Regions from separate parts of the Mus musculus genome. Here region 2 is linked to region 1. The links are chromatin loops, found by intact Hi-C in ENCODE. Cell type or tissue: left cerebral cortex. All regions are shown on one strand. Links, peaks and the distances in the headings refer to the core of each region. The heading gives the core; the rest is flanking DNA. Region 1 overlaps Slc38a11 (solute carrier family 38, member 11). Region 2 has its middle 63 kb from the start of Gm23503.

Region 1 (6,752 bases), core at 940-4,939:
TGTTATGTTTTTCATCTGAACAAAAATCTGCATATGTATGGTGGACCCTGTGATTTTGTTGTGATACATGTATAGACCAGGTAAATTTTAAATCAGGACAAACACACACACACATGCACATTTACATACTCAATCATTTATTCTCTATCATAAAAATATGTAAAATACTTTTTTCTAGCTTTTAACCATAAACAGTACATTATTATTATCAATAACCATTCTACTGAATATAGAACATAGAACTTATTTCTGTTAATTGTGTCTTTGTATACCTCCTCCTAAGCCTCTCGTGGCAACCATTTAACTCTTTAACTTGTAAGAAAGTAACTGTTTTTGTGTGCCTTTTGGAGACATGTTCTCATTATATACCTTAGCTGGCCTGGGATTCCTACAGATTTGCTTATTTCCACCTCCCAAGTGATGGTAATAAACACATGTATGACTAAACCCTTCCTGAGATCAACTTTTAAAATATTACCCAAGTGAGCGAGATCATATAATACTTGTCTTTCTGTTTGTGGCTTTATTTTATATTTTTATTTATGATTTTCATTCCCCTGTTGTGGCACATTATATGATTTGAGTTTTGTTGTTGTTGTTGTTATTTTTGTTTTGTTTTGGTTTTAATGGTGGAATAGCATTATGTTGTATGTGTTTGTTGTATTTTCCTTATTTATCATGGAGTAGAAACTTACATTGTTTCTTTATTTTCATTATTAGAAATAATGTTGCAGTAATTAGTTGGATAATTTTTGAGAAAGAATTACTTATCTACCTGTGATGGCTATTCTTGGTTGTCAACCTGATTATGTCAGGAATTAACTAAGACCTCCAAATGGAGCACATGTGTGAGGATTTTTTTTTAACTTGAAGTGGGAAGATCTACTTCTTTTTTTTATTATTAAATATTTTTTATTACATATTTTCCTCAATTACATTCCAATGCTTCCCCAAAAGTCCCCCATACCCTTCCCCCCCCCCGCCACTCCCCTACCCACCCACTCCCACTTTTTGGCCCTGGCGTTCCCCTGTACTGGGGCATATAAAGTTTGAGTGTTCAATGAGCCTCTCTTTCCAGTGATGGCCGACTAGGCCATTCTAATCTGGATATTTGTGGTGGGAAGACACACCTTTAATCTAGATCTTTTGAAGATGGAAGACCTAGTTGAAATCTAGTCCACTCCTTCTATTTAGGGATTTTACTTTTTACCTGCTTGCTTTCATATCAATAGCATGTCCATTCCTCATAATTGTCATTAGAGCCTACTTCTTGGGGATTCCAACATATATAGAATGCCAACTGAGATATTTATCCTCATGGAGGGAGTAACTATTGGATTCTTGAAACTTCTATTTATAGGCAGCCATTGTTCAATTAAGTGGACCACAGCCTGTAAGTCATTCTGTAGAAAATGTCATTCTGTAGAATATATACAGAATATATTCTATATTCTAGAGAACCCTGACTAATATACCATCCCTTTCCATTAGATCACAGCAGAGTATAAACTCCACATAAAGAGAAATAACTTTTCTAAAGCATAAAATGTCTTTGAAATAATAAAATTTGCACTTACACCTCCATGTAAACCAATACTAAAACTTTTAACCTGGGCCTAGAGAGATGATTTGGCAGTTGAAAGCACTTCCTGTTCTTCCAAAGGATTCCAGTTCTCTTCCCACTATCCATATTGGATCTCTCTGGCCTCCGCAGGTACCAGCACACACACACACACACACACACACACACACACACACACACACACACACACGTACAGTTTGTTGATTATATAACTAAACAAGGATAGGACACATGGATTTCCCCCTCTGTCCTGAGATCCCAGAATCTTTTACTAAAAGAAGAGACATCTGAGGAGAAAATATTTTGTGAAAAGAAATTGGATGTTTAAGTCATAACTGTGGAGAATCATGAGGAAGACACACAACATGAGAAAGAGTGGCTTAGGTCATGCCAGCTGGGAGTGGGCGGGGCTCAGACACTAGTGAGCTACCCTGGGTGTGCCAATAAAAGGGGAAAACAAAGAAAAACAGGGTGCTTTGGGATCCTGGAGAGAGAGTGTCTGGAACCTGGAAGAGGCGGAGCGTGGGGGATGGGGGTGGGATCCTAGGGTGGTGGTGGGTGGTACAGGAACAAACTGAGAGGCTGATCTCTCTAGAAGGCTTAGCAGAACAGGAAGCCAGTCAGGGTGACCCAGTATCTTTCTTGTGTGAGCATTTGGAAGAAGGTTAACAAAAGGGATTAAGCCTAAAAGTCAAACAGGGCAAACCAGCAAACAGGAAAGTGAAAGAAGGAATGAAGCAGGGAAAAGGGAGAAGGGGGTAGGAAGGAAGAGTAAGAGAAGGCAAGGGACTTCATTTTGAAAACTTTAGTGTCTATGAATTACAAGGTCTGAAGTGACCTTGGGCTTGGTATAGAGTAGTTTGCAGCCGTAGAATGACCAGTGCTTCAAAAAGAAATGATTGCTTCCTTTACATAAAAAAAAACCTTAACAGATGTTAATTATATAATTTTTGTTTAGCCTTTTTGGTGGGGGGGGGATGCTGGGGGTCAAAATCAGGTTTTCCTGTATGCTAACTACAAAGCTATATACATAGTCCTCTATGCTTTTAAAGAAAAAACTTATTTTTAATCATTTTTACTTATATGTATGTCTGTGAGAGCATATGTCATATATGGGCATGCCTGAAGAGGCCAGAAGAAGACATAAGCTCCTCCGTTGCTGGAGTTGCAGCTGGTGGTGAGCTGCCAGATGTGGGTGATGGTTTGGATCCTTGGAGTCCTGCATCTTGTATTGATTAGAAACTTAAATTTGTTATCTTCATAATGGCCGAGGGATCAGAAATGTTGTCCTACCAAACAACCCTGTCTTTATGAAGTGATTAAAAACAAGCTTCAGGCTGGGCATGGTGTCTCACCTGAAATCTCAGCTCTCAGGAGGCAGAGGCAAGTGGATGTCTGTAAGCTTGGGCTAGCCTGGTCTACAAAGCAAATTTCAGGCTAGCCTAGACTATATATTGAGCCCCTGTTTCTAATAAATAACACCAAAACAACAACCAAGCTTCGAGGTATTCCTGCTGGACCTTAGGACACTGCACCTCTGGGCCAGGAGGCTCAGAACACCTCGTACCTTCTGGTAGCGCACACTCAAACTCTTCCGCAGAGCACAGGATGCTTCCGAGTGATCCGTGTAGGCAGAACCTGCTCTAAATTAACTGCTTCAATCAGACACAGCTTAGAGTTAAATGCTCTGGCTACCCCTAGGCACAGCTCAGCGTTTCCTGTTTTCTGTCATAGCACAAGCTCTAAGTGACAGGCAGAGCTGACCACTTCCCCAGGCTCGGCACCAGCTGGCTCCTCAGCCACCGCTCCCTCCCAGCGCATTTGTGTCAGACTCCTTGATACAGATCTGTGTTTGACATGAGCTGGCAGGAAAAAAAAAAAATCCTCCCTTGTGATTACTCTCAATGTCAAAATGGATTCACTGACTTTAAATACAATTTTTAAACTTTGATTTAAATTTTCAGAAAACTTAATGTTGATTTTTGGGGGGTGGTGGTGGTGGTGACAGAATTTACTTTTGTTCTTACAAAAAAATGACCCACGGGCTGGAGAGATGGCTCAGTGGGTAAGAGCACTGACTGCTCTTCCAAAGGTCCTGAGTTCAAATCCCAGCAACCACGTGGTGGCTCACAAACATCCGTAATGAGATCTGACGCCCTCTTCAGGCGTGTCTGAAGACAGCTACAGTATACGTACATATAATAATAAGTAAATCTTTTTTTAAAAATCACACACAAAGAAAAAAAATGACCCACGTGAAACAAGTCATGTAATCATGGACATGTTTCATCACTTGAGATATCAACTTCCTTTGATTCTAATTATCATCTAATCTTTGATTCCCTTGCCGACTCTTCACTAAGTGCTCTTGCTGGGTTGATTTCACACAAACAAGCAGGTGGGAGGGAGTAGAGTAGGATCTTACCTCAGAAACCATCAATAGCATCATTATTGCTGTTGCTGTGTGTTTTGTGTATTCATTTGAAGAACACCATTATGGGTGTGTGTAAGAACATGAGTGTGTAAAGGTCAGAGGACAACACCAGTGTCTTCCTCGGTCACTTTTCTACCATACCCTTCTTCCCCCAACATAATATTTCTATTTATTCTTTGAGGATTTCACATCATACACCCCTACCACATTCACTTCCTTCCCTGCCCACCCACTCCCTTGTGACCTCACCCCAGCAAAAAGAGAAAAGTCTAATGAGTGTTAACGTTATACTTACTGGGGCTTGCTCAGACTCTCAGTGGCCTGCCCCTTCAATAGAGCTAAGCCTTTCTCCTTTTGCAGACCTGCTGGAAGGCAGCTGTTGTGGAGAACAATATTTCATCATCCTTTCACAGGTTTTTTATTTTTGTTTTTGTTGGGTTTTTTTGTTGTTGTTGGGTTTTTTTTTGTTTTTTGTTTGTTTGTTTGTTTGTTTGTTTTTGGTTTTTTTCGAGACAAGGTTTCTCTGTGTAGCCCTGGCTGTCCTGGAACTCACTCTGTAGACCAGGCTGGCCTTGAACTCAGAAATCTGCCTGCCTCGCCTCCCAAGTGCTGGGATTAAAGGCATGCGCCACCACTGCCCAGCCTATCACAGTTTTTAAGAGATCTCTTCAACGGCTGCCTGCTATGATGTTACTATCTTTTGGGGGGGAGGGGGTGGATTTTTTTTCAGTGAACCTGGATTGGTTGAGACTGGTTGGCCAGCGAGCCCAGAAATCTTCCTGTCTCCATTTTCCTAGTGCTGGGATCACAAGCATACACCAATAATTTAGCTTTACAAAAGGGACTCTGGAGATTTGAATTCAGGTCCCCATGCTTTCGCTACAGGCACATAATGACTGAAGTATCTCTCCCCAGACTCGTAATTTTTTAATATGATAAATATTTGCTAGAATTATAAGTGTTCTTTGGATCTCTGATGGTTATATGCCCAACTCTACCCTCAATAAACTTTAATAGTTCCACAGAGGGCGACTGGGTTATATCTACCTTTGTAGCCCCATAACCTAGAACAACTGACTCAATAGGCATTGATTGACACTAGACTCATCTGTTTCAGCCTTTGGTGGTGAGTTCTGGACCACCTATAAATCTAGTTGTTTAAGCTAAAAACCTTGGTATCAATCATCACTCTATGCAGCTCTTGCTCCCTTAGCCCCTTCCCATAGTCACTAAGTCTAATTAACTTTATCAGCTTAAAGGTTCCTCCTTCTTCATGTCTACTATCCATGTACATATACTGTACCAGTTATCCTGTGCCTGGACTCTTGGTATAGTCAGCCTTCTTCCAGGCTTCTGTTCTCCCTTTGCCCTTACCTCGGGCTGTAAAAATAGCCCAATTAAAACAGGAGCTTTATCTGTCCACACTTCTGTTTCAGAACTGCCGCTCTCTGTCAGCTCGACAAGAAGACAAGAATTTTACACTGCAGCAAATTCTTCCCTTCATCTTGGTCTCTTCCAAGCCATCTATGGTTTAGCAAAAGATTTCTTTGTATACTCCAAGCAGACTTTTACCCAGAATCAACAAAACTCTAGTTATGCCTTAAACACAGTATCTATGTAGTGGGGGAAGCTAGTGATAGAAAAGTGGGGGTTAGTGGTCATTATGATCTGGGTTTGAAAGTAAACTTCGGCCAAACCTGGGGATGAACTGATTAAAGCAAAAAGGCATATGATAGCCGTCCAACTGGTGATCTGGCATTTCTTTGCTGAGCACTGAAGTCTGGGCTGAACATTCTGGAGAGCTAAGCATGCAGTATGAAAGAGCAAGTGTGACCTCTGTTCTCTGGGTACTTGTAGCAAGATGAAAGACATCAAGTACCCTACAAGAAGATGCTTAAGAGGTGAAAAGAGAAAATTCAACAAGAAAAATGATCATTTTATTTCTAAGTAGAGAACTCTTCTCAATTCCTTTTGGTAAAAGCTCCAAATTTACAAAGCTAAAATCTCAAGTTCTGAATCTGTTCCCGATCACCATTCCAGGACAGCATCCGAAGCTCCTGGTGTGAAACTCACATTGCCTACTTGACCTTCAGAACAAAACCAACTGTTCCTCTCTGTGTCCTTAGGTCACACTTTCAAGAATGGATATCCCAGCTTCTACCTAAGGATCATGCAAACAATGCACCAAATGCTGTCAAGAGTTCCTAGAAGCCGGATATGGTGACACACAACTTTAATCCCAGCATTTGGGAGCTAGAGTTAGACGGATTCTGTGAGTTTGAGGGCAGCCTGGTCTCCATACTGAGTTCCAGGACAGCCAGAGCTACATAGTGAGACTTTGTCTCACCCGCTCCTGCCAACATGAGTCAATCTTTAGATTCATCTTTTGATTTTTTGATTCACCTATAATTTGCTCAATAGTTCCTACATTTAAAACAAAATAAAATATTTTAGCTCTTTTTTCACCTTAGGCCAGATTCGCCCACCACTTTACCTCATTTGATACTCTTTATCAAATAAGGAGGATGGGAAGACAGAAGAAGAAAGAGAGCTTTGTCTAGATTCATTGTATTCTACTGAAATAACTTTTAACAGTTATACCATATGGTTTATAAGTACATACATGACATGAAATACTTTGTTAGAAACATGTGGGATTTTTCTTTTCTTTTTAAAAATTTCATTAAACCATTTCTCCAGGTTTCAATAGGAGTATTTTTTTCATGAGGATATTTA
Region 2 (6,752 bases), core at 928-4,927, 1.8 Mb before region 1:
CAAGAGGTTTCTACCCATAGTTTTAGAACCACTGACCTAAGTGGACAGTGTCTTCAGTAATAGAGATTTAGCTTTCAGCTTCTAGGAGGCATCCAAGGGCAATAGCAAAAGCTATGTTTCTTGGGAACTCACTTAGACTAACCCAACCAACGAGTTAAACATAGTCAATCATTTTAACTTGTAACTTCTTTGTTGAGCCTATAAAATCTGTACTCTTCAACCACAAATGAAACTCTGTGGTGATGTCTCAGCTTGTAGAGTACGTTTTCATCAAAGATTGAGGACCTAATTTGATCATAAGAATTCATCCAACAACAAAAACACTAGATTGTTCAGTTTGTCTAGCCTACGTGGGGAGCTCTAGCCAATGAGAGCTACATAAATTTCTCCCAGGAGCAAATTTGTTATAAGCTGTCATTCTTATGTACCAATAAAACTAGGAGGGGTAAAGGAAAGGGATTCCTGCTACCTAAAAGACCTTTTTTTTTTATGTTCATATGAGAACACTGTGATGTTGGTGATTCTGGACCTGGGTTTAAAATAAAAGTAGATAAAATGAATAAAAGTTCATTAAAACTTTGCCCTGCTTGCTCTTTGGTGCGTGGTTCAGTCTCTGGGAGACCCCAAAGGCCCAGATTAGTTTACTCCATTGGTCTTTGCTTGCCTGTAGATCCTGTTCTCCTAACTGGGTTACCTTGTCTGGCTTCAGTGGGAGAGGATGCATTTAGTCCTGAAGACTTGATTTACCAGCTTGGGTTGATATCCAGAGGAGCTCTCCCTCCTCAGAGGAGAAGGGGAAGGGGCATGGGGAGGGATAGACTGTGAGGAAAGAAATGCAGGAGGAGGAGGAGTAGGAGGGCTGTGATTGGGATATAAAAGTGAATAAATAAATTAATGAAAAAAGTGGCACCATGCCTATCTTGAACTCTCTCTATATAGTAACCTAGATTAGGTATACAAAGAGTTATCAAGTAATAATTAATGCCATATAGAACTACTTCTTAGAAATTATTTGTTTCTATATTACTATGTTTTATTTTGAGTAAACAAGTCAAAATGTCTTTGGACTTTGAGTTTGCTCATGTATGAAGTCATTATAGATGACAAGGTATTTCTCTATTGTCTCTTCCAGGTGTTAAACGAAAATTATTTTCATTGTTCAGTTTTAAAAATGATGAGTATTTGTTTGCTTGGTTATTTCTTTCTAGTTAATTTGTTCAAGCAATCACCTCTTCTCAGTTAAAAATCTTTAAGGGGTTAGTTATTACTCTTTCTGAATTACCATATAAAGTATTGTGAAGTCAGTCATAGTAGAATATTAGAAACTACCATTGCATTATAAAAGAGGGCTAAGTAAAAGATTCAGAAACTCAGCAACTGTTTAGGACTAGTGTACAATACAAATACGTAGTGTCAGAGTACTCTAAAGAAAATGGCTTATGTTCCCTGTTCAGTCAATCAACTATTTAGGCTTTTCTCTATGCTGGTAGAGTTAATTTCTGTTTCTTCTGAACTAGCTAAAGACAGTTTTATATATTGTCTTGTGGAATTGCATTTTTTCATTGTTTAATGTAAAAACAACCATTGCTACCGGTAATTTTATCCATTTTTAAATTGTTGGGATGAATATGATGTCATTACCTTTTGAAGTCATTTTTGATATTCAATTACCAAGTGAACATCTTGTTCTAATCTTTCTTGACTTTGTTTTGTTTTATTCCTTTTTAAAATTGAAAATAGATTCTTCTCTCATACCACATCCCAGTCACAATTTCCCCTTCATGCACTCCTCCCAGGTACTTCTCATCTACCCTTCTCAGAACAACCAATCCATCCTTTTTCCTCTTCAGAAAATAGCAGGCCTCAAAAAGATGATACCATAGACAAAATAAGACTCAACAAGACAAGGCAAAAGCCCTCATATCAAGGCTACACGAGACAACAACCCAACAGGAGGAGAAGAGTCCCAAGAGTAGGCAAAAGAGTCAGATACACCCAGTCTGATAGGAGTCCCCCCCCCAAAGAAAAATAAACAGCAAGCTAACAATAATATATACACAGGGGACCTGGTGTGAGACCCATGAAGGCACCATGCTTGCATGGTCTATGTGAGCCCATATGTGCCCTGCTTAGTTGACTCAATGGGCCATATTCTCCTACTATCCTCCATTCCCTCTGACCCACAATGTTTCCTCCCTGTCTTCTACAAGGTTCCCCAGTTTCATAGGAAAAGATCATGGTGGACACTTGTAGTTTATACACTATCACAATAGCATCTGGGTGTTGGTCTCTGTACCTGCTCCTATAGTAGATGAATCTTTTAACTCTTATGTACATTCCATAAATAAATAAATAAATAAATAAATAGGAAGATATGATGGATTAAAGAGACTCTATCACTTGGCATGCTTTTTATTATATTTATTGTTAATATATTTTTATTTTTATCTACTTCAGTTGTGAAACACCACCTTTATAAAAAAATAGCAAAGTAATTTAAATATGGTCTTCAAGAGTTTTATCTCACAAGTGTGGGCCTTCTAGACCATTGTCTCTTCTTTAAGCTGCTGTGGGGTGATGGTGCAGTCACTCGTTTCCTTTATTTCTTTGCATAGTCTTCATCAGTGTTATCATGACATCCTAGTCAAAGGTTCTGCCTTCAACTAGAAGACATTTTTTACAGAGGACATATACAGTAGCTGCTTCTGTTTAGTGTCTGGACAGAAAAGGATGGTGGCAGAGTTTCTCCCACCAAATAAACTTTCTTCCCTTCTTTGGATGAAATTCCAGGATTAGAAATCCATTTTTCAAAGTAAATCAATAACCTCTCCAGGCAATCTCTTTCAAAATGAAGATACTCAAGGGAGTGTTCATCATTAAGCTCTTAAACCCTCAGCGTGAAGGAATTTCATCAGCTTCCCCCGACCCTGACTATGAAGGGACAGCTTGACCCTGCAAAGCAGGCTAGGCTGTGTCACGACTATGAAGACACTTGGGATGGAAAAACAAATGAGGACTGGCTTCAGAAATGGAGAGGGTGACATTTCAGGACCGGCTTCCATAGGAACCACTTAAGCTGATGCACTTAAGGCACCTCCTGTAATTGAAGGACCTGTGAGCTGTGGGAGACTAGCACAGAAAGGCAGGAGTACTGGAATGCTCCAACTGTCACAACAGCTACTGCCTCCAGGGAAATAAATCTGGTAGCAGATCGAGGTGCTGGAGAAAATACTGATTATCTCACCTTGACAGCGAAGAGAAGTCTTGGTTCCTGGAACCACAACTCAAAAAAGAAAACTTGGAGGATGACCATGAAAGGAAATCATGGCCACACGTGTATGAACATTCACTTTAAGAAACATCTTCAAAGGAGGTGCTACTCAAAGACAGGAGCTATTCAGCACAGCAGCTGCCCACATACTGGATGGAACTCTTAAGTAAAAGTCAACTGCCAGTTTCTATCTCTAAGTCATTATTCCTTTTCTTTATACATACACACATAACACTATTCTAAAAGAACAAGGTAGGAATTATACCTGAATGGTTTCTCATAGGAAAATAGCCTTATCCTTTCTGATCTAAGAGGCAGAAGTGTTTAGTCAGGAACAAGCTACTAGACAATGAGCCTTTTCCTTTGATCTGTACCAACCACACAAACAAGTCCTTCTCAATTTTCTAGCACATGCAGCGACATGAAATCAACCTGAGACTTAAAAGACTGTATATCTAGCCCTTCCTCCACTATGCTCTTGGCTGGTTTTCCTAGGGACTTTCAGCGGATTCTATGAACTGTAGACAGGTTTTCTAATATGATTGGAGCACACAGCTGGCTACATTGCCACTATCAATCCATCTTTAATTACTGTTCTGTGAAAATACTTCAAAATCGCATACCTTAAATTATTGTTCACACTTGTTCTCACTTAAAAGTTTACAATCTGACCTCCAAACAAAACTATTTCCCAAAAACTTTCAGGTACAAAATCTGAGGAGTCAGGCTAGAGAGGTAGCTGAAGGGTTAAGAGCACTGGCTGTTCCAGAGGTACTGAGTTCAAGTCCCACCAACCACACGGAGGCTCATGACAATCTATAATGAAATTTGAGGCCCTCTACTGGCCTGCAGGCAGACATTCAGACAGAACACTGTATACATAATAAACAAACAAACAAATATGTGTGTATATATATATATATCTGAGGAGTCCTTGCCAACAGCTTATGTAAGAGTGGTGTGAAAAACTACTTCCAGATCTGTAATCTATTTTTAACTGTAAGAAAGAGGCTTCCTGGAAGGAAAATGATCTCATTGTTTAAAACTCTAGAACTTTCTTCTCCTTTTGTGGGGACTTACACTTTTAAGTATGGGTATAATCTTTCTCTCTCTACTGTGAAGGAGAAATATTCAGAATTTCAGGTCTGTGGCACTCTGCTAAATGTAACACTCTGCTAAAGTTGGCATTAAACCTAGCTTTGACTTTGGTAAAAATAACAAGACTAAAAAGATTTTTATTTGATTTTGTTCTGGGTTAAACGATGTTCTAATAATATGCCAAATCTTTTCTACCCTAGTTCAAGTGCAGTTTTGGATGTCCTCAATTTATGCAACTGTGAAATTTTTAAAATGCTATTGAAGTATAAAGAATATAATAGTTTTAACCCAATCAAGAACAGCCTGAGATTGTTAAAGGAGTAACATATTGAATATAATGTTTATAGATTAATTGAAGTGATCTAATTTTCTTTTGGGAATGATTTTTAAAGCTTGAGAGGTAATATGTGAAAGTCATTCCACATACTAATCTTCACTCACATTTTCAAAAGTAAGGAAATATTATTTTCACTTATTTTTCTGGAATTTCTCATAAAATCTTTCCATCAGAAAGAAATGGACAGTGCATTCATAGATGACTAGGTTTGCCAGTGCTAGACATGGTATGCTTGTCATCTCCCCAAATATGCCAAGGCAAGAGATGAATAAAACTGTTTTCTGTATTTTATACATGGAAATAAAGCTAAAGGTCAAGGCAATGACGCAAGTGGCTCAAGTACACATAGACTGTTACTGAATTTTTAGATGCAAATGCATTATGTCTCTGATGTTTCTGGCATTGTTTGATTATGGTAAGAATACCCCTACAAAGAAGGAGACCCCATATCAGACTGCTTTTCATAGATAAGCTGCAACCTCACCCCTGTGCTAATATCAGCACGTTCTTTTCCCAAGACTAGGAGACAAAGCATATATTTTATTACACACAGTATAGAAAAGAGAATCTCTGGGAATTGTGTGTTGGAGAGTCATCATACAGGCCCTGCTGTGACCTTTCGGTGAACTTGAGCCAGTGCAGCAGGTTGGGGAGCCCCAGAGTTGTCAGGTGACTACATTGCCATCTGCAGTTCTGGACTGCTCATCCAGCCAGTGCTGACCTTTCAGAACTCGATCCAGTGAAATCCAAACCTGAGAACGGCTGGCAGGCAAAATCTGCTCCTTAAAGCCAGTTTCACTGCTGAGTTGCCTAATTGTCCACTACAACTTGTAAAAGGCCCATTAGGCTCAGGTCATGAACTTTCCATTTAGCATTAATGGTTAATCAAATCCTATTGGATTAGAAATGCTTTTGTCTCAATTGTATTTCCTTTGTAATTGTAAATGCCTGACACATTAGTAACATAAACCAAATGGCACCCCTTCAGAAGAATGACTTTAGGATACAAACACCTATTGTAGACGTGAATGACTAAGAGAATATAGTTTTAACTAAAATCGTTATCCCAGAGTCATATGCTAAAGATGTATGATGGTGTTATTCTCATATATTAATGTAGTGATCTTTATTATTCCACAGCAATATCTTAAGAGGCAAGACTGATCATCCTTGTAAAGAACAGGTCTTTCATCTCATGTTTTATGAAAAGTTAGTATTTCCCTTGCCCAAGGATCAATAATTGCCTTTATTCATCTACCAAAAACATACCATCAGTTACTTCATTGTGAAGGTGTGCCATTACAGCAAACAAGAATAAAGCTATCTGCACAATGTGCTTGCAATTGTGATGAGGTAAGTAAAATACATATAAAATATAAGTTATAAGGCAATGCGGGTAAAGGTTGTTTACATGTATGGAAACACCTAGCAGGTACTGGATATGCATAGACTGATGCTCTCAGGAGTGGAAAGCTAAAGAAAACTCAGAACATGATGAATTAAAGTTGATAATGAAAGTCCAGGAGGAAATGGCTAGACGCCAAAGGGTAGGCCTATGTGTATTAGAAGGGACTTTATAAATAACTGAAGCCAAACAAATTTGTGAGAAAATGACACTTAAGAAAAGATCATTAAGAAAAGACTTCATTTAAGATATAAAAGAAATAAAAAAACAGTCACATAAAATGAGAACTCTAGCAACACAAAATGAGGCAGGAAAGACTGCAATGTAGTGAAATATCACGGCACTAAAATAGTTAGTGGTAAGAGTAATTTCTCAAATGTCATTAATTGAAACATCTATTTGTCTTTATTGGAATTCAAATAGCCTGCATTCACAGTCCTATTTAAAACCAGTTACCTCTGTATGTTGAGTGCTCATATTCAGCACCTGAGTTAACATAAATCTAGAATCAAGATAAGATGTGAAAGGCATCTCCCCTTTCATGATCTCTACATAAGATAACGGAAGCGCTTTGTGAATCTAAGATTTATCACTATTCTAAGTGACCTGTGTCTCTTTATAAAATGAGAAGCACTAGAAGT

Evidence for each region. A loop is a pair of places that touch in the nucleus more often than their neighbours do. Peaks named below come from ENCODE experiments on the same cell type or tissue, not always from the same donor. Only the 100,000 strongest peaks of a DNase experiment are listed, where the experiment ranks them.
Region 2: a loop joins it to region 1, with 4 times the contacts of the local background. A loop is called at or near these places in 1 of 42 quality-filtered maps.

The regions. Positions count from the first base shown.
Region 1 is chr2:65,338,980-65,345,731 of GRCm38, forward strand. All of the region lies in intron 7 of Slc38a11 (solute carrier family 38, member 11), which reads right to left. Among named protein-coding and RNA genes, the nearest start is that of Slc38a11, 22 kb to the right of the region's middle. In left cerebral cortex, for the core only: no CTCF peak of the experiment used is centred there; a DNase peak (open chromatin) is centred at 3,285.
Region 2 is chr2:63,491,635-63,498,386 of GRCm38, forward strand. No RefSeq gene overlaps it. Among named protein-coding and RNA genes, the nearest start is that of Gm23503, 63 kb to the left of the region's middle. In left cerebral cortex, for the core only: no CTCF peak of the experiment used is centred there; no DNase peak of the experiment used is centred there.